3 separate regions of the Mus musculus genome follow, and regions 2 and 3 are each linked to region 1. Evidence: chromatin loops called from intact Hi-C (ENCODE). Cell type or tissue: left cerebral cortex. All regions are shown on one strand. Each heading gives the region's core, and the rest is flanking DNA. Links, peaks and the distances in the headings are about the cores only. Region 1 overlaps Itga8 (integrin alpha 8). Region 2 overlaps Itga8 (integrin alpha 8). Region 3 holds the start of Itga8 (integrin alpha 8).

Evidence for each region. Hi-C counts contacts between places; a loop is a spot of excess contacts. Peaks named below come from ENCODE experiments on the same cell type or tissue, not always from the same donor. Only the 100,000 strongest peaks of a DNase experiment are listed, where the experiment ranks them.
Region 2: it touches region 1 in a loop (4-fold over the local background); 6 of 42 quality-filtered maps call a loop at or near these places.
Region 3: a loop joins it to region 1, with 2.8 times the contacts of the local background. A loop is called at or near these places in 6 of 42 quality-filtered maps.

The regions. Positions count from the first base shown.
Region 1 is chr2:12,165,655-12,173,845 of GRCm38, reverse strand. All of the region lies in intron 23 of Itga8 (integrin alpha 8), which reads left to right. Among named protein-coding and RNA genes, the nearest start is that of E030013I19Rik, 130 kb to the left of the region's middle. In left cerebral cortex, for the core only: no CTCF peak of the experiment used is centred there; DNase peaks (open chromatin) are centred at 3,445 and 5,065; H3K27ac peaks cover 253 bases.
Region 2 is chr2:12,287,843-12,296,033 of GRCm38, reverse strand. All of the region lies in intron 2 of Itga8 (integrin alpha 8), which reads left to right. Among named protein-coding and RNA genes, the nearest start is that of E030013I19Rik, 9.3 kb to the left of the region's middle. In left cerebral cortex, for the core only: no CTCF peak of the experiment used is centred there; DNase peaks (open chromatin) are centred at 3,447, 3,940, 4,195, 5,603 and 2 more places; H3K27ac peaks cover 3,910 bases.
Region 3 is chr2:12,298,178-12,306,368 of GRCm38, reverse strand. Itga8 (integrin alpha 8) reads left to right here and starts at 4,425. Exons shown (of 30, transcript NM_001001309.3): 1 at 4,425-4,792; 2 at 5,398-5,531. The coding sequence starts at 4,587. It overlaps E030013I19Rik (RIKEN cDNA E030013I19 gene), which reads right to left and starts at 5,123. Exons shown (of 2, transcript NR_040353.1): 1 at 4,780-5,123. In left cerebral cortex, for the core only: a CTCF peak has its summit at 4,341 (motif pointing right); DNase peaks (open chromatin) are centred at 4,373, 4,790 and 5,182; H3K4me3 peaks cover 1,931 bases; H3K27ac peaks cover 1,227 bases.

The sequences.
Region 1 (8,191 bases), core at 1,040-6,039:
CTGTCATGTTACTTTGGCCTTTCCTGGAATGTCACAAAGGGAACTCATTCAGAATGAGAATTACTTCTTCTAGTTAGCATAAAGAATTTGAGAAAGAGCCATATTCTTGCGCGCGTGCACACACACACACACACACACACACATACACACATATATAATTTATTTATATATAATTTAGCCAACTACAAACTTAAGGATTCCAAAAAGAAACAGCGTCCTAGGTTTTTTTGGTTGGTTGGTTGATTGAGGTTGTTTTGTTTTGTTTCTTTGTCAAATTGACACAGCCTTGTCACCTGGGAAAAGGATCCCTTTACTGAAGAATTGCCACAGTAAGATAGTCTGTGGCTATGTCTGGAATGGTTGACTGATGACTGGTGTGGGAGGGCCCAGCCTCCCTAAAAAGTCCTAGATGTCAACACCATTCCTAGACAGGTGGACTGAGCAGAGCCTTGTGAGCTAGCCAGTAATACCATCCCTCCATGGTTTCTGCTTCAGTTTCTGCTGGAGTTCCTGCCCTGAGTTCTCTCAATGATAGACTATTACCTAAAACTGTATGCTGAAATAAACCCATTCCTTCACAAAGGTGTTTTTTCGGTTGAAATATTAATCACAGTGACAGAGAGCAAACTAGAACAAGCACCATCATTTCTAATCTCAGCTGCTTACAGATCTCATTGAAAGCGCTCACGCTCACAGAAGTTAGGTACTGCTGGGGGAAGATCAGATCAAGGTCCTCAAAGTAAGAAGGCAAGGAGGAAGAAACTGGACAAGTGCCAAACACTGGCTTCTCCTTGTCCTGGTCTGGAGAGTAGGACCTATTACTTCCCAGTATTGATTTGTAACAATGTGCAGAGCACTATTTTTAACACAAGTTTTATTGGTCTTTTGTAGAGGGGCATTAATTGATTGATTGCCTGCTTGCCCACCTAAATGATTTTTATCTCCAAGTTAACTAAAATGATATGACCAATGCTCCCATCTAAATTATACTGTTGGTCTTTCTGGTTTGGACAACCTCACAGTAAGCCTTTTTATTGGAATTTCTAGTGTGTCACAAAGGCTTAGACATATCTTGTCACTTTGGGCATCAATAAAATTGTATCTTCAAAAGTATCTCTCAGAAAATTAGGACAAAGGCAAGACCTCTTCTTGGGCAAAGTTGAATGTACTTATTTTGTTTTGTTTCTCTTATAGCAAAGACTAGGCTCACTAGCTCAAGATTGGATAGACATGGTACAAGGAGCATCATATAGTCTTTCACATTTAGTCTGATGTTGACTTTACAGTTTTTATAACTTTTTTCTCTCAAGTTCTGTCTGTTCCCCTTTAGATTTTGTTTGTCTTCTTTTTGCTTGAAAACTGCTAGAATGGATGAATATGTATTGAGTTCTGTCCAATGCTTTTTCTATGCTTATGAAGATGATTAAATAGTTATGTCTTCCTCTCCATGGGTCCATGGAAACTGTAAACCAATTCATTTTTCTTTCGAAAGTTTAAACTAAATTTGGTTTCTGGGGATACTTTATGACTGATCTTACTAGAATTGTGCTGGTGACTTTCATATTTATGCTCATGAGAAGTGTTCTTCTATAGTTTTCTTACAGTATCTCTTTTCTTTCTTAAGTGTTAGGTTATACTAGATTCATTAAATACATTAGAAGCATTCCTCCATCCAAATGTTCATAACTACCAAGCATCTCTCCAGCCTGCACATGCGCTTTCCATCCCAACCACGCATCTCTCCAGCCTCAGTACCTGCACATGCGTTTTTTATCCCAACAAGATTCATCCCGACTTCTACAACCCTGACCTTCAGAAAGTGCAGTGCGCCTGCTGAAATGTCTACCTGACTCTCATTCCCTATCTTCTCTTGTCTCCCTCCTGCTGAGAGCGTGTCCTCCAGCTTGAGTTTGTTGTTCTTAGCTCCCACTTGGATTCCTCTGCTCCACCAGGGCAGGAAGTCCTGATTTCAGGGGAGCCTGGGTAGCTCTCTTGCCCCTCTCTTGACTCAGAATTATGGCCAGCTTTCTTGTTGCTATGCCTCTTAGAGACAATGCTATCCTCTTCCATTACTGCCTTGTTCTGGAGAACGAAGAGGAAGGTGGCCACTCAACAAGCACAGCACCTGGCCATACTACCCTCCCTGTTTTTTCCTTTTTTTCTTTTCATTCTTGTCTGTTTTGTGCCTTTCTGACTGTTTTTCCATTGTAGGTTATGTTTGCCCCCTCTCCTAGTTCAATCTAGAAATTTACCTTTTGCTCACAGTCATCCATTAGACAGAGCACAGGGTCCCCAATGAAGGAGCCAGAGAAATACCCAGGGAGCTGAAGGGGACTGAAGCCCCATAGGAGGAACATCAATATGAACTAACCAGTACCCCGAGAGCTCCTTGGAACTATACCACCAATCAAAGAAAATACATGGTGAAACTTGTAGGTCTAGCTATATGTGTAGCAGAGGATGGCCTAGTTGGTCATCAATGGGAGGAAAGGCCCTTGGTCCTATGAAGGCTCCATGCTCCAGTATAGGGGAATGCCAGGACCAGGAATGGGAGTGGGTGGGTTGGGGAGTAGGGGCAGGGGGAGGGGGAGGGGGAGGGGATAGGAGGATTTTGGAGAGGAAACTAGGAAAGGTGACAACATTTGAAATGTAAATAAAGAAAATATCTAATAAAAAAAGAAATTCTATCTTTGATGATTTATTCCATATATTTTTCTTTACTAATGACTTTATTAAGGGTTTGGGCGATGGCTCAGTCACTAAAGTATTGCAGTGCAAGCTCAATGACCTAAGAACATTGGTAGCTCCTACTCTAGAAAGCAAGTATGGTGTCCATCACTGTAATCTTAGTACTGTGGAGGTAGGAGCAGGAGGATCACTGAGGCTTGTGGGCCAGTAAGTCTTTTCCAATAGGCAAGCTCCACTGTCACTCAGAGACATGTCTCAAAAACTAAACTAGAGAAGTCCACTGACATTACCACTGGGATCCACATACATGTGTACACACAGGAACGCATACACAGGTGTGCACCACGCATATGCACACACAAGAACATGCATACAAGCTTACACCACACATATGCACACACAGGAACACATACAAAAGTGTGCACCACACATATGCACACACAAGAACACATACACAAGCATACACTGCGGGCACACACACAGGAAGGAACACATACAGAAGCATACAATACACATATGCAGATACACAAGCACAGAACATGTCTGCACACACAGGAACACATACACAAGCATGCACTATACACATGCACACACAGGAACATATACACAAGCATGCACCACACATACACACACATACACATCCCCCTCCCTCTCTCTCTCTCTCTCTCTCTCTCAAGTGTTGCTATATTGGGTTTCTATCTTGCTTTGTGATTTTTCCTCTGATTCATCTGACTCAAGGGAAGTGACTCATTTGGAGCCCAGGGATGGGGAGTTAGGAGTTGTTATTTCATTTTTGTTGAGTTTTAATTTCATCCTCTTGCCTCTTTCTCAAAAAAAAAGAGCTACTGTTTTAAGAGCTCAGGGAAGAAAATATAGCATTAATTGTCTTCTATGTATTTTCAACAATGCCACTAGTATTCATGAGCCCCATCTCATGCCTCTGCTAATCTTACAGCTTTCTCATTGTTTGTTTATCTGAGTTGGGTTTGATGTGTTTGTATTGATTTTTCTCAGTGCTGGGGACTGAATGTAGGACCTCACACATGCTAAGTAACGCTCTGCCACACAGCTATCTCCTTAAAATTTTTTTCTACTTTTTCTTACGAGACAGAATTCACTAAGTTTCCCTGTTGGGCCTTGAACTCACTCTATAACCCATATCAAACTCACTCTGTAACCTTTGAACTTCCAATTCTGCTGCCTCACTCTCTTGATTAGTTACAGTCCTGTGAGTAGCTGGGATTACAGATCTGTGCTGCCAAATGCCCTGTAGTTTTAGTTTTGCTAACCAGAAATTATAGGAACCAAGCCGAGTATAGTAGTACATGCTTTGATTTCAGCACTCAGAAGGCAGAGGCAGATGGATCTCTGAGTTCATGGTCGGTCTGATCTGCCGAGTGTGTTCCAGGACAGCCAGGGCCATGCAGAGAAGCCTTGTCTCATAAAACCAATAATAATAAATAGTAATATAATAATAAATTACAACGGCATATGAGCTATCCTGTAATTCTAAATTAAAATTGTTCTGTAAATGAATATAAACTGGAGGAAAGTTTCTAGGATTCAATAATGTATAAGCGAGTCAAGGCAGTTGAAGGGCTGATGGTGACTGCCTTCATTCTCACACATTCACTTTATGGGAGTAATGTTTTCACATATATTTCTGCCGTCAGTTGCAGTGAATGGGGAAATTTCTATTCATTCTTGCTAGCAATCTAAACAATTAAAACTGGGTTCCTCCTGTGGATGCAATTATTTTAATTGCTACATTAATGTCCAATACTTGACTACAGTTTATTCTCTGACAGTTTAAAAGATCTTTCTGGCCATATCACATAGCAGAATTCTTTCCTCTGGTTACTCTTTTCAAACATTAGTTCCAGTGTTTAATTCTTCAAGGAACAAATAGTCACTGTGTTGAAGATCTTCTGTGTTCAGCCTTTAGGAAAATCTCATTTTCTTTTGGCCAATAGTGTTTATTCTTAGCTACTTTATTATGCACTATGTTAAGCCCGTTTTTATTTCTTGTTGTTTTTATAGTTTAAAATAATCTCAAGTAGAGTTTCTTGAGTGGTAACAGTGTTTATTGTGTTGTTTGATTCAGTACTACATGCATCAACATTGTCTTTGAGCCAATTGGTACACAATTCATTAGAATAAAGGATTGATTTAACACAGATCTACATTAGGTAAACATTGCCATCAGTGGAAATACCATATACTTTGAGCTCATGAAGAATTCCTGAAATATGCAGCCTTTTAAAAATAATCCAGTGGAATAGGCTTTGTTAAGAGACAAAACGGCTCACAAGATAGCTCACCAAGTAATGTACTTTCTGCCAAGTCTGAAAAGCCAAGTATTATACTCAGAACCAAACCCAAAAATGGGAGGAGAAAAGTGCTGACTCATAGTGGATGCCATGGCAAACACACACACACAGTCTTAGGGTTTTACTGCTGTGAAGAGACACCGTGACCACAACAACTCTTATAAAGGACAACATTTAACTGGGGCTAGTTTACAATTTCAGAGGTTCAGTCCAGTATCATCATGATGGGAAGCATGGCAGCATCCAGGCAGACACAGTGCTGGAGGAGCAGCTGTGAGTTCCACATCTGGATCCCCAGGCAGCAGGAAGAGAGACTGACACTAGGCCTGGCTTGGGCATCTGAAATCACAAAGCCCCCCCCCCTTAGCCCCCCCCCCCCAGTGACACTTCTTCCAACAAGGCCACCAATAAAGCCACACCTATTCCAATAAAGCCTCACCTCCTAATTCAAACCAACACACACACACACACACACATACACACACACACACACACACACACACACACACACACACACACACACCAAATAATAAAAGAAAGAAAAAGATTTAAAATGAGGAAAAAAAAAATCATGACTAACCAAGGCCTGTATAGGATACTGTCCATTGCTGGTAGGGTCAACATTACTTAAGACAATAAATGATGTTATTTGCTATTTGGGATTAGTAGAAATTAAAAACAAGGCCTCTTAGTTTTTTTTCAAATGGAGTTCATATCATATAACTAAATATTTAGTTTTGAGGTTCCTGACAGCAAACACACTTCAACTTATCAAAACTCTTTTACTTTATCTCAGACAAAAAATTTATTACCAGAAAATGAAAACTTAAGTTTACACAGAAACTTGTATATAAATGCTTATAGAAATTCATTTGTAATCACCTTAAACTGTAAACAACCCAAATTGTTTTTAATGGGTCAATGGTAAACAAACCATACCATAGATTATTCAACAATAAAGAGAAAGGGACACTTAATAGACGGAACAGTCTAGAAGGGAGAAAGATGGAGTTGCTACAGGCTACATTAATTAATGAACATTCTTAAAGTAGCCTTTTTTCCATTTTTTATTATGTATTTAGCTCATTTGCATTTCCAATGCTATAATAAAAGTCCCCCATACCCACCCACTCCCACTCCCCTACCCACCTACTCCCCCTTTTTGGCCCTGGCGTTCCCCTGTACTGGGGCATATAAAGTTGCAAGTCCAATGGGCCTCTCTTTGCAGTGATGGCCTACTACGCCATCTTTTGATACATATGCAGCTAGAGACAAGAGCTCCAGGGTACTGCTTAGTTCATATTATTGCTCCACCTATAGGGTTGCAGTTCCCTTTAGTTCCTTGGGTGCTTTCTCTAGTTCCTCCATTGGGGGCCCTGTGGTCCATTCAAAAGCTGACTGTGAGCATCCACTTCTATGTTTGCTAGGCCCTGGCATAGTCTCACAAGAGACAGCTATATCTGGGTTCTTTCAGCAAAATCTTGCTAGTGTATGCAATGGTGTCAGCATTTGGAAGCTGATCATGGGATGGATCTCTGGATATGGCAATCACTAGATGGTCCATCCTTTCGTCACACTTCCAAATTTTGTCTCTGTAACTCCTTCCATGGGTGTTTTGTTTCCTATTCTAAGAAGGGGCACAGTGTCCACACTTAGGTCTTCGTTCTCTTGAGTTTAATGTTTTTAGCAAATTATATCTTATATCTTGGGTATCCTAAGTTTCTGGGCTAATATCCACTTATCAGTGAGTACATATTGTGTGAGTTCCTTTGTGAATGTGTTACCTCACTCAGGATGATGCCCTCCAGGTCCAACCATTTGCCTAGGAATTTCTTAAATTCGTTCTTTTAATAGCTGAGTAGTACTCCATTGTGTAAATGCACCACATTTTCTGTATCCATTCCTCTGTTGAGGGGCATCTGGGTTCTTTCCAGCTTCTGGCTATTATAAATAAGGCTGCTATGAACATAGTGGAGCATGTGTCCTTCTTACCGGTTGGGGCATCTTCTGGATATATGCCCAGAAGAGGTATTGCTGGATCTTCCGGTAGTACTATGTCCAATTTTCTGAGGAAACTGCCAGACTGATTTCGAGAGTGGTTGTACAAGCTTGCAATCCCACCAACAATGGAGGAGTGTTCCTCTTTCTCCACATCCTCGCCAGCATCTGCTGTCACCTGAATTTTTCATCTTAGCCATTCTGACTGGTGTGAGGTGGAATCTCAGGGTTGTTTTGATTTGCATTTCCCTGATGATTAAGGATGTTGAACATTTTTTCAGGTGCTTCTCTGCCATTCGGTATTCCTCGGGTGAGAAATCTTTGTTCATTTCTGAGCCCCATTTTTTAATGGGGTTATTTGATTTTATGGAGTCTACCTTCTTGAGTTCTTTATATATATTGGATATTAGTCCCCTGTCCGATTTGGGGTAGGTAAAGATCCTTTCCCAATCTGTTGGTGGTCTTTTGTCTTATTGACTGTGTCTTTTGCCTTGTAGAAGCTTTGCAATTTTATGAGGTCCCATTTATTGATTCTCGATCTTAAAGCACAAGCCATTGCTGTTCTATTCAGGAATTTTTCCCCTGTACCCATATCTTCGAGGCTTTTCCCTACTTTCTCCTCTATAAGTTTCAGTGTCTCTGGTTTTATGTGGAGATCCTTAATCCACTTAGATTTGACCTTAGTACAAGGAAATAGTACTGGATCAATTCGAAATCTTCTACATGATAACAGCCAGTTGTGCCAGCACCATTTGTTGAAAATGCTGTCTTTTTTCCACTGGATGGTTTTAGCTCCCTTGTCAAAGATCAAGTGACCATAGGTGTGTGGGTTCATCTCTGGGTCTTCAATTCTGTTCCATTGGTCTACTTGTCTGTCGCTATACCAGTACCATGCAGTTTTTATCACAATTGCTCTGTAATACATCTTTAGGTCGGGCATGGTGATTCCACCAGAGGTTCTTTTATCCTTGAGAAGAGTTTTTGCTATCCTAGGTTTTTTGTTATTTCAGATGAATCTGCCAATTGCCCTTTCTAATTCGTTGAAGAATTGAGTTGGAATTTTGATGGGGATTGCATTGAATCTATAGATTGCTTTTGGCAAGATAGCCATTTTTACTATATTGATCCTGCCGATCCATGAGCATGGGAGATCTTTCCATCTTCTGAGATCTTCT
Region 2 (8,191 bases), core at 1,394-6,393, 120 kb before region 1:
CTTCAATGGGATGGAATCCCTTCTATTTGATGAATCGATTTCTTTCCCTTTTGTCTCTGCACTGTGCCCCTGTCGCACAAAGTTCAGAAGCTCACATCTGCCTCGTGCATGTGAAGTTCCAAGGATCATTTCTTCTTTTTCCCCAGAGATGTGTAGATGCCATCAGGATTGCCAGAATCCTCCTGGTCAAGGATGGGGGAATGAAATTGATGTTTTCCGCTATGGGTCATGAGATGGTAAATGGTGGAGTGCTGCAACCAAGCACCACCCAGAAAATATTTGACAGGTTTTATTCCCAAGTGACAGACTTGGAGAGGAAACCTAAAGGCAGGTGCTAGTAACGATGGTCACAACAGCAGTTAAGGACAGAGGAAGTTAAATGGGGTTCACTCATAGTCAGAGACCCATGTGAACTAGGCACAGGAAGAGGTGGGAGATGCTCCTGGGAGAAACCAACTGAGAAAGACTACTAGAATTTGCCTGAATGTAGTATTTTTGTGGGAAAGAGAGGGGAGAAAAACAGAAACTCTTAGGTAATCTGGTTAGGGCCTTTCAAAATCTCAGAATGGCAAGACTTGCTGGGATTGACTTGGAAAATGGAATTCCTCGTTTCGTGGGAGCTGTCTCCTTCGTGTTGCCTCAGCCCACAGCATGAACAGTTCTCAGCATCTGGCTGCCGTACACCAGGACTGGCTTGCTCTGTGATAGTGTGGGATGTGCCGGTTTCCTTATGCGAAAGGTGGGAAACTTGTTGGTGACAAAGCCTTGCTTTTCCAGCCTCCCCCTCCCTCCCTCCCTCCACCAATCCCTGGTGGTGATGGGTAGATCATGCTTTGTTCAGGAGCAGAGAAAGGAAGATATAGGTCAGAGCTACTCAAGCAAATGATGGAAGGAAGACCTTGGATGTGGCAGGACTCAGGGAGAGCAGAAGGCTGTACTTCAGGGAGCTCAATTGAAAGGAAGAAGACAGAGGGGAGACAACAATGACCTTCTCCTTTAAAAGGTCCACAATGGAGCCAAGAGTGCTGGTACATGTGTAATCCCTACTGCATGGAAGCCTGAGGTCAGATTATGGACAATTCAGGGCCTCCATGGGTTATAGAGTATGTCCAATTCCAGCCTGGACCACTGAGTGAGACCAGCTTCAAAATGAAAAAGACAAGCAGGTGGAGATAAAACATAGAGGCAGAATGCTTGCCCAATGTGAAGGAAGCGCTAGGATCAATCGCTAATCCCTAGCTCAGCAAATGGATGAGGATAAGGATAGAGAGGGTGGGGAATAATGGGACTAGGGATATGTATGATTGGCAAGGGATTTTTTTTTAAAACAGGGATGATGCCCTGAGTTTGATTTCCATCACCAAATGAATGAATGAATGAATGAATGAATGAAGTTGTACTACTCATAAACATATACAGATGAATACATATTTACGGAAATATATACACACATACGGAAAGCAATATGTATATAAATGCATATGCAGAAGTGGTACTAGCCATATGCTAATTTTGCCTGATCAAGAGTCATTCAGCTAACCCTCTACTTTTCCCATGAAAATTCCCTGATGGCTGGCCTCATAGAGACACCCACCCTGCATTCCTAATGGAATCTCCATTGGCTCAGACTTCCCACAACAAAAACAACTGGGCCCTGATAGGAGAAGGGAGGAAACATTGGACCCCACAGCGCTTAGCAACCAAGGGAGAGAGAGAGAGGAAGCAATTAGAAAGAGGAAGCCCTTGAAACTCCAACTAGAAATAGGAAACAGATCTGCTCCATGGCTAGTTGAGTCGTATGAACACTAGGCGCCTGTTGCTTAATCTGCAAAATTCTTTCAAGAAGCTGGAAGTCTGTGTGAGGGAACAGGCTTCCAGGTTCTTGGCAAGGATACTCCAGGCAACAGATGCAATGTTCTGTGAGAAATATTGGAAATAGTCTTGAAATTATTCTGAGAGAAGAAAACTGCACTTGGACATTTAAGCAGACTGGCTGAGGTGTGTACTTGCGACAGCCCTGGGTAGCAAGTCCTGCATCCGTGATGAGGACAAGGAACATGGCCGACACAACAAACATGTTGAGTACATTTAATGAAAACGGCTAATCTTTCAAAATTCAATTTCAGCGCATGCTTACCAAAACCATGTGTAGTTGCATACAAGGTGTATTTGCACAATGAGTCCTAAAATAGATTAGCAGTAATGTCAGTCGTAGGCCATGCTATAAGGAGATTTGAGATAGCCAAGCAAATTGTGATTCACTGATAAGTGGATTATAATCAAAACATTCTAGCTCTTACTCCAGTGCTGTACTGTTCTGAAATGCAGACTGGCAGAGCTTGGCTGAATGTCACCAGACAGTCTGGGGGCAGTGCAGTTCAACCTCAGCCAAGCGGAAAGCCCAGGACTGGAATCTCGGATGGCGAGTAGCAGCATCCCGGAGGGCTGTCAAGATGAGAAACATTTCTAGATCCACAAACATTGCTCGAGTGATCCTTTTGTCCTTTGGATTATTTTTGTAAAGATAAGGTATCCGTTGCAAAGCCTGGTCTCTCTTGAAATGCCCGTTGAGCATTCATTCCAAATGAGAAGAGCCAAGTTAAATGGGACAGCAGGGGCCGATTGGGGTGACCTGGTGCGACTTTCTGCCTCCTGGTTATTGTGGTGCATAGTTGACTACATGTAATTGCCCAAATCCATAGAAGTAGAAAAGAATAAACTTTCCTGTAAGTAGTGTAACAGAAATTTTTTGAAATTAAAGGAAAAAAGAGCCTGTTTGGGGAATACAAGAATGTTACATATTTTATATGATCCATTTTGTTCCTATAACCATTGCTCTGAGCACATAGGAATTAAGATCTTTAGTCTATGGCAATGTCTGATCTAATAAAATTGGATTCTGTGAGAACACATAGTTTGGATGATGAGTGCATGCCATTTCTCCTGTGTGAGACTGAAGATGTAGAACCATTTTTAATGGTTCTTTAATTTAAAGAACCATCGCTGAGTAAGGTTGAGTAAGAATACATCTGTTCGACAGGATGCCCTAACCTGCAATTGCAGGGCTTGTAGAACCTAAGCGTGGGACCCCTCGTCAGTAGTCACCAAGCTGAGTGCTCACTTCAATCACAATATCTTACACATCAAAATGTGTGCAATTGCACTGTAAGGGATTTACATTGCAGCGTCAGGCTGATTTTTCTTTTTTCCTATCTGTGGTATTTGGCATATGGACGCAGATGCTTATATGATACTGTAAAAGACTCTATCAATCTATAATGATTTCCAGGACACACTGAGACTAGAGAAGAGGGAACACAGCGTTGCTCCAGCATCCATTTGCTGAAGGACTCTAGAGAACCCGTGCTATATCCATTGTCTGACGCCCAGTGATCTGGGAAGGGAGGCTCCTAATTCAGCTGCATCCATCGCCAACTCCCAAAGCTCTGCCAGATGGCGCCTCTTGCCACATTGCCTAATTAACATCTTCCCACCGCAGCACAGTACTGCTTCCTTCTCTGTCACACATGCTCCTGTTCACTTTGGGCTGTTTTGTGGCCTCTTCTTTAACTGCCTAAAATAACTTGTTTTTCAGAAATGATTTTCTTTTTGTTGTTGGTGGTGGTGGTAGTTTTTTGTTTATTTGATTGGTTTTGTTGTTTTATTCTTTAATCTTTTTTTTACAGTCCAGTTGTTATCCCCCTCTCAGTTTGCCCTCTGACTGTTCCTCATCCCATACCCCTTCCTCATCTCCAAAAGGATGTCCCCACCCCACACCCCCAGCACACCAGACATTCCTCCCCACTTCCTGGGGCCTCAAGTCTTTCCAGGGTTCGGTGCATCTTTTCTCACTGAGGCCAGACCTGTCAGTCCTCTGCTGTATATGTGTCTGGGGTCTCATACCAGCTAGTATATGCTGCCTGGTTGGTGGCTCAGTATCTGAGAAATCTCAGGAGAGGGGATGAGGGTACAGAAGGAACATGATCAAATATAAGGGGGCAGAGAGGAAATAGGAGTGAAGCCCTGAGGGCCAGCAGAAAGAATGGAAACAGGCAATCTTTGGGAGGTAGGAGGCAGGTGGACACTCTAGAATGGACCAGAGACCTGGGAGGTGAATTACTCTCAGGACTCAAAGGGGGAGAGAAAACTTGTAGAATCCCACTTCCAGTAGAAAGACAGGGAAAGAAAGTAGGATGGAGTTGCCATCGCACAGTCAAAAATGCTGACCCAGAATTTGTTCTTGCCTGAAAGAACTGCAGGGACAAAAATGGAGAGGAGCCTGAGGAAAAGAAGGTTCAGTGACTGGTCCAAAGTGAGATCCAGCTCACAGGGAGGCCCCAAGGCCTGACACTATTTCTGAGGCTATAGTGTGCTTACAGAGAGGAGCCTAGCATGGCTGTCCTCCCAGAAATGATTTTCTAATCAGAAAATGACTTCCTTCATCTTCTTACACTTCCCAATAGGCTTTGTTTCTAGAGTTCCAAGATCACCACACATCTTTTTTATGGACGACAGTAACAACAACAACAACAACAACAACAACAACAACAACAACAACAATTTCAACAGCCTAAATATGTTAGTCAACCAAATCAATGCTGTAAATCCCATAAATATGATATAATCGTAAAATTGAAATCTAAAAGGACCGACATTAATATGAGAAGTTACTTTTATTTTAATGTTAATTTAATACCTTCAACACCGTGTATATGACTTTAGAAGAGTACTGGAAAGAGAGTACAGAAGATGTCTGCTGGGAAAGCATGGGTTCTGGGTTGAAGAGAGCTCTGAGTTGGTAAATCCTTGCCATGCTGGCTTGTGGATCCACGTTTGGGCCCTACAACCCATGTACTTGTTCAGTTCAGTGAAGTATAGTTGTGGTATTAGTGCTGGGGAAGCCAGAGGTCAACAGCAGGGGTTATTTCTCAGGTGCCCCTGCCCCGTTTTTTGATTCTCACTGGCCTGTAACTTACCCAGCCAGCTAGGATGGATGACTGGCCAGCAAGCCCCAAGGGCCCTCTTGTCTCTGTTTTGCCAGGGCTGAGATTATAAGCACATAGCATCTTGCCTGGCTTTTAAAAACATGGATCCTGGGGTTAGAACTCAGGATCTATGAGTCTAGTCCTTGTTCTCCCCAGCCCTTCTGTAATATCATTTGTCCTTGACATCACCTTTTATTTCCAACAGATATTATTTTACTTATTACAACGTAATCTAAAGGGAACAGTAGAGTTTCAAATGAAGCTTAGTGACATTACACAGGCAGACCTTCTAGGCCCTGGCACATGGTCACAAGGAGAACCTTGGTCTTAGCTCTATAGGGAGTACAAGGAAAATCAGGGACAAGCTGAGAGGTAGAGAAAGAAGTGTATGGGTATGTACATGAGCATATATTTCAGACTGAGTCCATCATCAGCTTTCTATTACTTCCACAGAAAAGTGGTACATACTCACGGGGCTTTAAACAACCCACACTGATTGCCATAGTGCTCTGAAAGTCCAAGTCTAAAATTGGTCTCCCTGAGCTAAAGTCAAGATCTTGGCAGAGCAATGTTCTTTCTGGAAGTGCTTGGGGAAAGCAGTTTTCTTGACTTTCTCAGGCTGTAGCCTGCCTCTGTGTTCTGGCTGGTGGCCCTGTCCATTTTTAAAACTTGCAGCATGGGCCACGTGCTTCTGCATGGCTCTCCTCTGGGCATCCCTTTCTGCTTTGCAGAGCTCACATTATTGCATCAGGCCATGTTAATACGCAGAAAACCTTGTCTGTCTTAAGGCCAGGTGATTAGCATCTGGATTGCATTTCAGAAACAGCTCTCCTTTATTATTATTTACTTATAACTCATTTATAAGTTTGTAGATATGCGAAGTTTATTATTTTTTGTCTAACCCAAGTGGTCAATGGGACTTCACTGAAGGAGTGATACTTTAGAAATGGCTTAAGTTATGTGTGGCTTATGAGGAAGAAGTGTTTTAGAGTTTTGTCTTGGTTAAATTCTGGAGGTGAATGACTGTAGGTAATAAGAAAGATATGAGCCTAGAGAGTAGGGAAAGATTAGAAAGTTAGACCAGAGAGGCTTTGGAGGCAAGATTGAGTTATGATCCCAAAGGCCATGACCTCTGTATTTATTTATATATGCACATGCACACTTATGGGAGTGAGTGTGTGGACACACACATGCACACGTATACAATTAAAAAAAAAGAAATAGGTCTAAAAAGAAATGTATAAATGTATTTCACAAAGGTTGGTAATTGGGTACAACCAGCTTTCGAACTATGGCCATTGGAGGTACTATGATGGACTCACAAAGGTGAAATGTTTCATGAGATCCATCAAAACATCATGAGAAATGTGGTTTCCCAGAGTCCTCTGCAACCTCTGCTTCATACCATTCCTACTTCCTCTACCACAGTGACTCCTGAACCAACTGGACTCATTGGGTCAAACAAACAGTATGTGGAGTTGGGAAGAAGATTTGGTGGGCAGTAGATCTGGGAGGAGTTGCACAGGGGTGGATTTGATAAAAGGACATTGTATACATGTCTGAACTTAAATCCTCAAGCTTAGAAGCAACACCTCCATTGAGGCACCACTGAATGCACAGTTACCCAAAGAGCTGAGATCTGGGGACATTTTAGGTTTCACAAATACAAGCATACAAAGGCCGTCTCATCATCCCCCGAAGAAATGTAGATGCTTTTAAGTACATGCACAATGCATACAGACTAAGTCAACACTGCGCTAATGCAATTTCATGGAGTCAAATGAGGAGAAATACATAAAGTGAACCAGAACCTGCTGAAGTCTTTCTAAAAGCCTGTGGCCATCTGGATACAGTACTCTCCCCTGGAAACACACTCAGAATAATGTCCTAGCAGGCCTCCATGGTTTTGTTCTGCCGGACATGATGCAGCCATCCTGTATGCAGCCAAACATTCTAGTGTCTTTCTTAGAACTTGACTTTCCTTCCTGCCTCTTCCCCTTCGTAGGGAACTGTGGTTTGGAGAGTTTAGGGGTTTTGACATTTGGCATTGTAATCTTTCAGGATTGTGATTTCAGAGATTTTTAGATTCTAGGCACTATAAACCTTACAGATTTTGATTTTTCAGAATCTAAACATTAAATATTATGACATGGAATTGTGCCTTTCAAGATTCTGACCAGCACTAAATTATATGGTACTTTAATAGCCAGGGTTGAGATTTGGGGTTTTATACTAATAGAAATGCACAACCAATAAGGGAGTTTTGAGTAGGAAGTAAGATTGTTTGAATTAATTTTTTTAAAGGATAAGCTGAGCTATTGGATAAAGAAGAATATGCTATCCAGAACAGAACTGAATACAAGCCAAAACAGAAGCCAAGGGGATAAGGCAAGGGCAGCTTAGCACTGCCCAAGGATAGAAATACAGCTTGACATGGAGCGATGCAGGGTGAGAGCTGGATGGAACCGGATTTCACATCCAGTTTAAAGGATCTAGTTCTGGATCAGATGATCAGTGTGAAAGAGGAGGAAGAGTTTGACCTTAGCTTCCAGAGTAAGCTGACTGAGAGTGAACACTGGGAAAGGAGCATGCCTTGGAGGAAACAGCAAGAGTTGAATCCAGATATGTGAAACTTGAGATGCTTATTAGACCTCCAAATAGATGTCAAATGGGCTGTTGGATAAATAGACCCAGGCCTTGTGCAAGATGCGTGGGATTTTGAATTTGGAAGCCAAGTATAGATGATATTTAAGACAATGGCTTACTTGCGGGGCATGTGTGGACCAAGCACACAGCAGCTAAGTGAGCAAATAGAAAAGAGGAGGGTTCCCAGGTTGAAACTGAGACCCAGAGCAACCTCTAGAGAAGGATGGGGCACAGAGGGGAGTGTGTAAGGTACAGAGAGTCTTGGTAGATGAAAGTCGGGATGTCTGCAAAATGTGATGAAAGATTTGTTCTTGTAACTGAAAGTTGTGCATTCGGTTTAAAAAAAAAGTAGTTTCAAGGGAATGTGTCAGAACAGACTGGGAGCAGATGATGAGAGAGAGCAAATGTGCAAAGCTATATGTGGAACCTGGAAATTTTAATAATCCAGTAGCTACCACAGAGTGGTTGCAATATGATGGAAATTAACCAGAGGGAATGAAAGGAAACAATGTTGACGGAAAGAGAGAGCAATGCACATAAGTGGGAATGGATGGGGTTCT
Region 3 (8,191 bases), core at 2,205-7,204, 130 kb before region 1:
CCATGTGTGCCTTCGACAGTACCTAAGACCTTCCTGATTGGCGTGGTTCCCAAGAGCCAGAAGGTTAAAATGTTCAACACACCTATTCAGGTCCATAGCTTCCCTACTCAAAATCCCTCCCTTTCAGTTTGTGTAAGATTTACCACTGTGCCAGGCTGTGGACCTCTCAGAAATTTCAACGAGCCCTCACTACCTCTGCTCTCAGACAACAAGGTACCATCAGACTGTACCCCAGGCTTGCCTGGAGAAGTGCATGGCTGTTTCATGCCACCCCAAAAGCAGCTCTCAAAGCCTAGTTCAAAAGGCCAGACCCAAATAACTTATGCCTGGAAGAAGCTAATTTCTCATGCTTATCATAGCTTTAAGAACATGCTATTTTTCTTTTAGTTTTGAGATAATTAACTGAGATAATTATATCATCTCTCTTTCTCTTTCCTGCCTCCAAACCCTTCCCTCTATCCCTTCCCTGTTCTTTTTCAAATTCATGGTCTTTTCCCTGCAATTGTTGATGCACACATATGTGTACATATACATATACACATTTAGATTTATATATACATTTACGCACCCACATATTCATATGTATTCCTAAATTTAGCCTTTCCTGTTAATATCATGCTGCTTACATGTATGTCTTCAGGGCCGATTATTTGGTATCAGCTAACCAATTGCTGTGCTCTTTCCTGGGAAAGATTATTACTTCCACTCTCAGCACTGTTTGGCTGCCTGTAGCTTTCTGTGTAGGGTTGAAGCCTCAGGATCCTTCTCTCATCCACTTCGGAGCGTCTGCCGATGTCCTTGTTCAGCTCGTGTTAAGGCAGTCATGCTGGTGAGACTGTAAGGGCGTATCTTCTGCCATTACTCACACAGTCTCTTAGCTAGAGCCTCTGGCTTTTACAATCTTTCAGTCTCCTCTTCTGAAATGACCCTTGAACCTTAGGTGTAAAAGTTGTTTTGTAGATGTATCCATCAGGACTGGGCTTTTACGACTCTGAATTTTGATTGGTTGTGGTTTTCTGTGATGGTCTCCATCTGTTGCAGAGAGAAGTTTCCTTCATAAGGGGTGAGGACTACATTTATCTGTGGATATAAGCACAAATTTATAGAGTGTAGTTATGGATTATGCTGGTTTAGTAAAGAGGTGTTTTTCCTCTAAGATCTGTGACGTTCTTAGCCCTGCGTGATTGGCTCAGTTCCCAGTTCCAGGAATGAGTCCCCTCTTACTGAGTTGGTCTCAAGTCTGCTTAGAGAGCTGTTGGTTTCTGCCAAACTCTGTGAGCTACCACTGTGAGGCCATGTTAGTCGTCGTGGCTCAAAGGCATGATAGCTGGGCAGTGCTCCTTTGGAAGCATGCATGGTGTCTTCTGGTCCATGAAGGCTGCTTCTCAGGGAGGGGGCTTTCAGATCAGTTTCAGCTCAGGGTCCTGTGGGCCTGTGTCTGAAGGACACAGTGTCTTCAGCAATAGAAGCTCACCTTCAACCTCTAAAAGTCAACCAAGGGCAGTAGCAACAGTCTGTAATCAGGAGGGCTCTTAGACAACCCTGACCAACAATTTCTTTCATACCTGGTCTTGGGGTTTTTATCAGGTGGTCTTTGGCTCTTGAATGGAACATTGTCAGTTAAGATAAGATTTTTTTTAAAAAGTATTCCTTAGAAACTACGTAGGGTAAGGAATTCTTTGGGCATTTGATAGACCTGAGCTCAAATCACACTACTTGCTTACTTTGTGAGCATACAAGTGTTGTGCTTTCAGGAACCTTAATCTGGGTTCTCAGCTGTAAAGTGAGGAATGATAATATCAAGAATATAACTTATATAAGCAAGAACAAGTCTATTTTAAAAGAGAGGAACAAAACTTCACCTGTGTATGTGGCAAAAGAAATCGAGACTGGGGAGATGACTTGGTGGACACAGTGCCAGCCATGACCACATGGGGAGCTTGATTTCTTAGCACCCATGTAAAACCTGGATGTGGTGAGACAAGCCTGTGATCCCAGCACTGGGGAAGCAGAGATGTGAGTGTCCCTGGGGTTTGCTGGCCATGCAGTCCATATAGGTGAAGACACCAACAGCCACCTCTGGACTGCACACGCGCGCACACACACACACACACACACACACACACACAGTACATGTTTTCATTACATAGGTATGTGGAACAAGAAGAATAAATAGCTGAGGGATATTTTAGGGAAATAGACAAGTGGGTACATTACGGATGCCCTGGTGAGGAGTTGGTCAACATGAAACAATGTTTACCATGCTACCTCTGTGTAGAAATCTGTCAATGCAAAGTACACACCAAGGACCATGCTGTCACTTTATACCCTCTTAGACAGTCAACATAAATTAAGACTTTCCTGCAGTATGACAGCTTTCAAAATTACAGTACACTGGTGTCAGGACATTCCCATGTTGTAGTTAATCCCCAGCCTCGGTGACAGCTCTGAGGCGTCCCATGTGTGTATTGTGTGTGAATTACTCATTCAAGCTCATGTGGGGAGTTTGACTTTTATTCTTAGCAATATCTTAATCAAAGTGGCAAACTCTGTGTCCAGCACAAATTGACTTTAGGATAGAGAAGGAAAACCAGTCAACTGGTCTACCACCTACTTGTAAGCTCTTATGCCTCGTATTGGGCAATGTAATTAGGAAATGATGATGTGATGGCTTGACAGGGAGCCTTGTGACAGACTGCTTGTTTTGATTTTTAAATAGGGACAAGTAGAAACACAAAATTGAAATTACTCTACAGAGTGGGTTATGAAGGAAAATGGATGAGAAACCATTTTTTTTTTCCTAGTAGGCTGAGATTTTTGTCTAGTCTACTCAAATTGTATCAACCTTCTGATGGGTCCCCCAGTTGTAGGAAGTGGTACTAATTATTCTTAGATGAGTAAGTTGGCATCTTATTCATCCACTCACTTCACTTATTTTCTCCTAAGTAGGTAACTTAAGACTCAGCTTAGATCCTTTCTGCTGTGCATCCTCCCCCAATCTCAGCCTTTTCCTTAACTTTCATGGCCCTTTTCTCCTTTTGTCTTGTCAACCAGGTTGGGATTCCCTTGTCCATCCCTGCTTTCTTTTTATTCAGATGACTTGCCACTGGACATTTGAATCTCTGGTGCCTATCATATTTCTGCTTTGGCTACTTTTGCCTGGATCCCTGGTCTCAGGATCCATCCAGCCCTATTTCAGACCACTCCTTGGATACTCCTTTTCACTACGATCTTGTACATGGTCATCTAATGCTAGGAGATTAGTGCCTTCAGTGTTTCCCTCATCTGCTTCCGGGAGGTCCAAATCTAAGTCTCCTATTCAAATTCTTGTCTACATCTAAATTTGTTTCCAACTTTCCTGAAATTACCCAGAAACAGCTTGCCCCTTCTCTGTCTCTCTCTCTGTCTCTCTGTCTCTGTCTCTGTCTCTGTCTCTCTCTCACACACACACACACGTGTGTGTGTGTATATATATATATATATATATATATATATATATATATATATATATTTAACACAGCCTTCTCAGGCTAGTCTTGAACTTGTTAGGTTAGCCCAGGCTGTCCAACAAAAGATCCTCTTATTACAGCCCCTGCCCCCAAACAAAACAGTGTTGGGATTTCAGGTATGTGTCACCATGTCCCACACTTCTTTGCCTACACTTAAATTCTGTGTGACCTCAGAGTCATGTTGTTTTTTTTATCACCAATCTATGTCCTGAAAAGTTTGTATTTATAAAAAACCATTTATACACACAGTTCTAGTCTGCTCCCTTCACCTTCGGGCTCCTCGAAAGATCAACAACTAGTACTGGTGAGGAAGAGATCCTGTTGTCTCAAACTTTCACTCCCAAGCCCTGCTTTTGAAAACTGTTAACTGCAGCATTTCTGACTTTGCAGTCCTTCATCACAACCTCATAGGATAGAGGTTTATACCAAATCATACAATGTGCCAGAGATGCCCTTGAGAAAGACTGAGAAAACCTACAGGATTTTTGTATTAGTATGTCAGCGGAATAGGAGAGGAAGAGGGTTCTTACATTCCATTATCAAATCCCATTTACTGAGGAAGAAACTGATTTACCCTCAAAGGTAGAGGTGACAGCCATATAACCACTCTTTTCTGGAGTTGGTATACTCTTTTGTATGCTTGTATCCGAGCTGCGCAATATTGGGAAATCATTAAATTCTCGCCGCATATGGAACACCGCTTCTCCAAAACAATGACTTGAGGTGACATCCATAAAATTTAGATGGTCCTTAAACTAGAGACTCGAAATCTAGCGGGCTCAACAGGCACTTGCCCGGTCCTAGACCGCAAGCTCCGTCCTGCAGCCTGAGAACTAGCCGCTAGAGGGCGCGAAGAGCGCGCCGGCCCCAGCCAGGGGCTGGAGAGGGTCGAGCGCGGGATCCGCTGCTGCAAGCCCAGAGCAGCGGGGTCGGCGGGCCGCACAGGGCGAGAGGACTGTCACTGTGGACGCTCCTAGCTCACCGACCCGGGACACCGGCCTCTGGGGAGCGTCAGGCCTTCTCCTCTGGGCTCCACGGCTCCCGATCCCGGGTGAACAGCGTTCGGGAAGGAGGGCGATGTCTGCGGGAACCCACTGTGGTCCCCCGGGGAACCGGGCACCTCCGTTCGCGCGTCTCTGTTGCGTCTCGGCCGCGCTGGGGATGCTGTGGTCCCCTGCGTGTCTGGCGTTCAACTTGGATGTGGACAAGCTCACTGTGTACAGTGGCCCCGAGGGCAGCTACTTCGGCTACTCACTGGACTTCTACATACCTGATGCGCGCACGTAAGTTGCTGGGTTGGGTTGGTGGCTTGGTGGCGCGCGATTCCAGGTCCTGTCTCTGTCTCTCAGAGGTCTCCGCAGCCAGGAGGAAAGGATGTCTGATATTTCAGGCAACTGCCCACTCCGGGTCGGATTCTGCTCTTTGCCTGCTACCAACATCTTTCCTCCTGACTTATGCTAAATAGATGTGCCCATGAATCTGGGATTGGAGATGCTCCACTGGTATATAAGTTCGGATTCAAAGACAAGAGCATTATACAAAGGAGAGAGTGGGGCGGGACAGACTCAGGTCAGTTTTAAAATAAGGACCGCGCAGTCTGTTCCTACGGAATCTCATAGCGCCTTAGGTTGCAGACAGTTGGGATCTGCCTTCCCCATCACAGTCTCCACCTACCTCCACCTAGACAGGCAGAACCATTAGCAGCCTCTTCCAAAACCAGGTTTCTGGTGCTCATAGGCTTCCAAAGAGGAAATCAAGTTTGGCAGTCTTTCCACAATAAACCTGTTTGTGCCTGCCGCTGCTGCCGCAGTCCGGTGGGCATGCTTCTACAGACTGGGCACACGGGTAAATGTTCCCAGAGGAGTGACTTTCTCCAATCTCTTTGCAGAGCCAGTGTCTTAGTGGGGGCACCCAAAGCCAACACTAGCCAGCCGGATATCGTAGAAGGGGGAGCTGTCTACTACTGTCCCTGGCCCTCAGAGAGGTCTGCACAGTGCAAGCAGATACCGTTTGACACCACCAGTAAGTGATGCTAACCTGTAGTGTGGCCCCTGGTTGAAAAGAACCAGAGCCATTCCTCGCGGCAATTTAGTGTTCTTTCCCCCCCTCCTAATGTAAATCTGAGTGTTTGGATGCATCTGGTAACATCCGTTTCCCTACTGTTCAGAGGTGAACACTAGGGGAGGAGGTGCTTGGGACCAGTAGAAACCCACAGCTGTGAGGGGAGGGGAGCACAGGCTTAATACTTGGTTGGCAGAGGCAGGCTGGTGTCTGTGAGTTCGAGGCCGGCCAGAGTTACAAAATAACCTACACTATAGAGAATCGGGTTGGTCCTCAAATATAGAGGTGGAGACTGATAAAGGACTCGCTTGGAGTATTTGTAATTCTCTAGTTCCCAAGTCCGGAGGTGAGACTTGCCCTGTAGTAGATCCAGACTGCAACCTGGGGTGCTTGACATTCTAATTCTTTACAGAAAGAATTTTCTTTCAAAATACTGGACATTAGATGCAAAATACTACAGGCAGAGTGTGGATGGATTATATTCATTTCCAAAAATCCCCCAGACAGATGTTTCTTATTTAATTAAAGGGAAAATACCATTTCATCTGCTGTTTTTAACTTGGATCCTAAGAAAATAATTTAAAAGGGGTGTTTTGAAAACACCATCACTCGGTGTTTTAGCTTGTAGCACCCAAATGTTAGCATTCAAATAACATATATTATTAGAGAATACCCTCTTTTTTTTCAAAGATGCAAATATGTCAGGTCAAATGACGGCGTGATGGGCAATAAATTAAGATTCCTTGTACACGTCATACTTTAGGACATTGTTCTTACTTTCCCTGTGGTCCTGTGGTTATCTAACTTATGCATCTAGGATTTATGTAAATGTGCATTTTCACAGAATTTTGAAAAAATTGATTGGGTGGTATGTACCCATGACGTTAATCTGTGTCATTTCTGTTGAGAGGGACTATCAATATGGAAATCATTTTGAAGAAAAATTATGCAATCTTTACCTTGAATTATGACCCAATTAGAAAAACATTTCATAAAAAACATTTTGAATTTATATTTCCATGCCCATCCATTGTCATACTATCTTGTTTGTTATTTTATTAATGGTTCAGTTATTTGAAAACAGATTTATAAGGCTTTACTTTATTTACATTCACATTTAGCAACTGGAACTTTTAAATCGTTTGTGAATAAAACAGTGGCGTTTTGATCCTTACTGATCTCTACATCAGAATAAGTTCCTGGGACGGGGGTGGTGGTGGTGGTGGTGGTGGTGCAGGGGGGTGCTCAGTGGGGAAAGAGCTGGCTACAATCCACAGTTCCATGTCAAAGCTAGGCCACGGCGTGTGCTTGTGACCTCAGCACAGGGGGACTGGTAGACAAGAGCCTTTAAGGCACTTTCTAGTCACCTGATCTTAGCTAAAACAACAGTGATCTTTAGGTTCGATGAGTGGCCCCGCTTCAAACAATAAGGCAATAGTGATCAGGAAGAATATAGCCTCAAACTCTGGCTTCCACAGATGCTACTTGGGCAAGCACATCTGCACACATGTGTGCACACATCCATATACCACGCACACAAGCACACACCAAGACTGCATCTAAGGTTTGATCATATAAGCATGAAATCAATACCACTTTAATTATCCGAGCAAATAAGTCTTGTAAGCTTTATTTGTATTTATCTCTGTGTGCATCCGCTTATGTTTGGTACATATGTATGGTGTCCATGGAAGCAAGAAGCATGTGTTGGATCACATGATGTAGGGGCTGGGAACTGAACTCCCATCCTTTGGAAGAATAGCAAGGTATCGCAAGTACGTAGCCCTCCCTCCAGCCACTAATCTATCTTTTTCAAAGGTAATTTAAATCCAAACCTTGAAACAGAAAGATACAAGGTATTGTACTATTTTAATTTACATTCAAGAAAGGAAGCATTTAAATGATGAAATGGTTGGGTTTTTTTTTTTTCATCAAGTAGCACTGGCTAGTTATACAAATGAATTTAATAACTTTCTAGCACATTCTAGAGTACATGAAATCAGCATGTAGTTAGCATTTTCTTTTAACATTCTAAAAGAAGAATTGATATCTGTCCAGATATTCATCTCTCTGCCCAGATGAACGTCTTTTTAAGGGCTAACTTCAGCTGATGCCATGATTCAGAAGATAAAAGCCATAGAATCCAGGTATTAAACTGGCTTTAAAATTGGCTTCTCCAGCCACTTTCCATTTAAATTACAGTAGTTAATATTTTCCAACATTTGCTCTAAAGCAATTGTTTGAGGGCTCTGAGTTCACTTTTCTTTAGCAAACTATTGCCGAAAGATTGTGTTAGGATTTCCAGAATGGTCCACAGGAATACACTTAGCCCATACTGTAGTTGAACTCATATTTGCAACAGAAGAAAAAGGGACAAGCTAGGGCAATTTTGGCAATTACCTAAGTAGAAAAATACTATCAAGAAAAGTCCATTTTTACTTTTCTTTGTAGAAGAACATAGCAGCAGCATGTCTCAGCACTCAGGCATTGAACTTATGTTTTATAAATGTAAACAGGATTTCTGATTTGGTGTGTGTGTGTGTGTGTGTGTGTGTGTGTGTGTGTGTAAGGGGTAGTAATCAAATCCTGCACTTTGCACATATTAGGCAAATGCTGTGCTA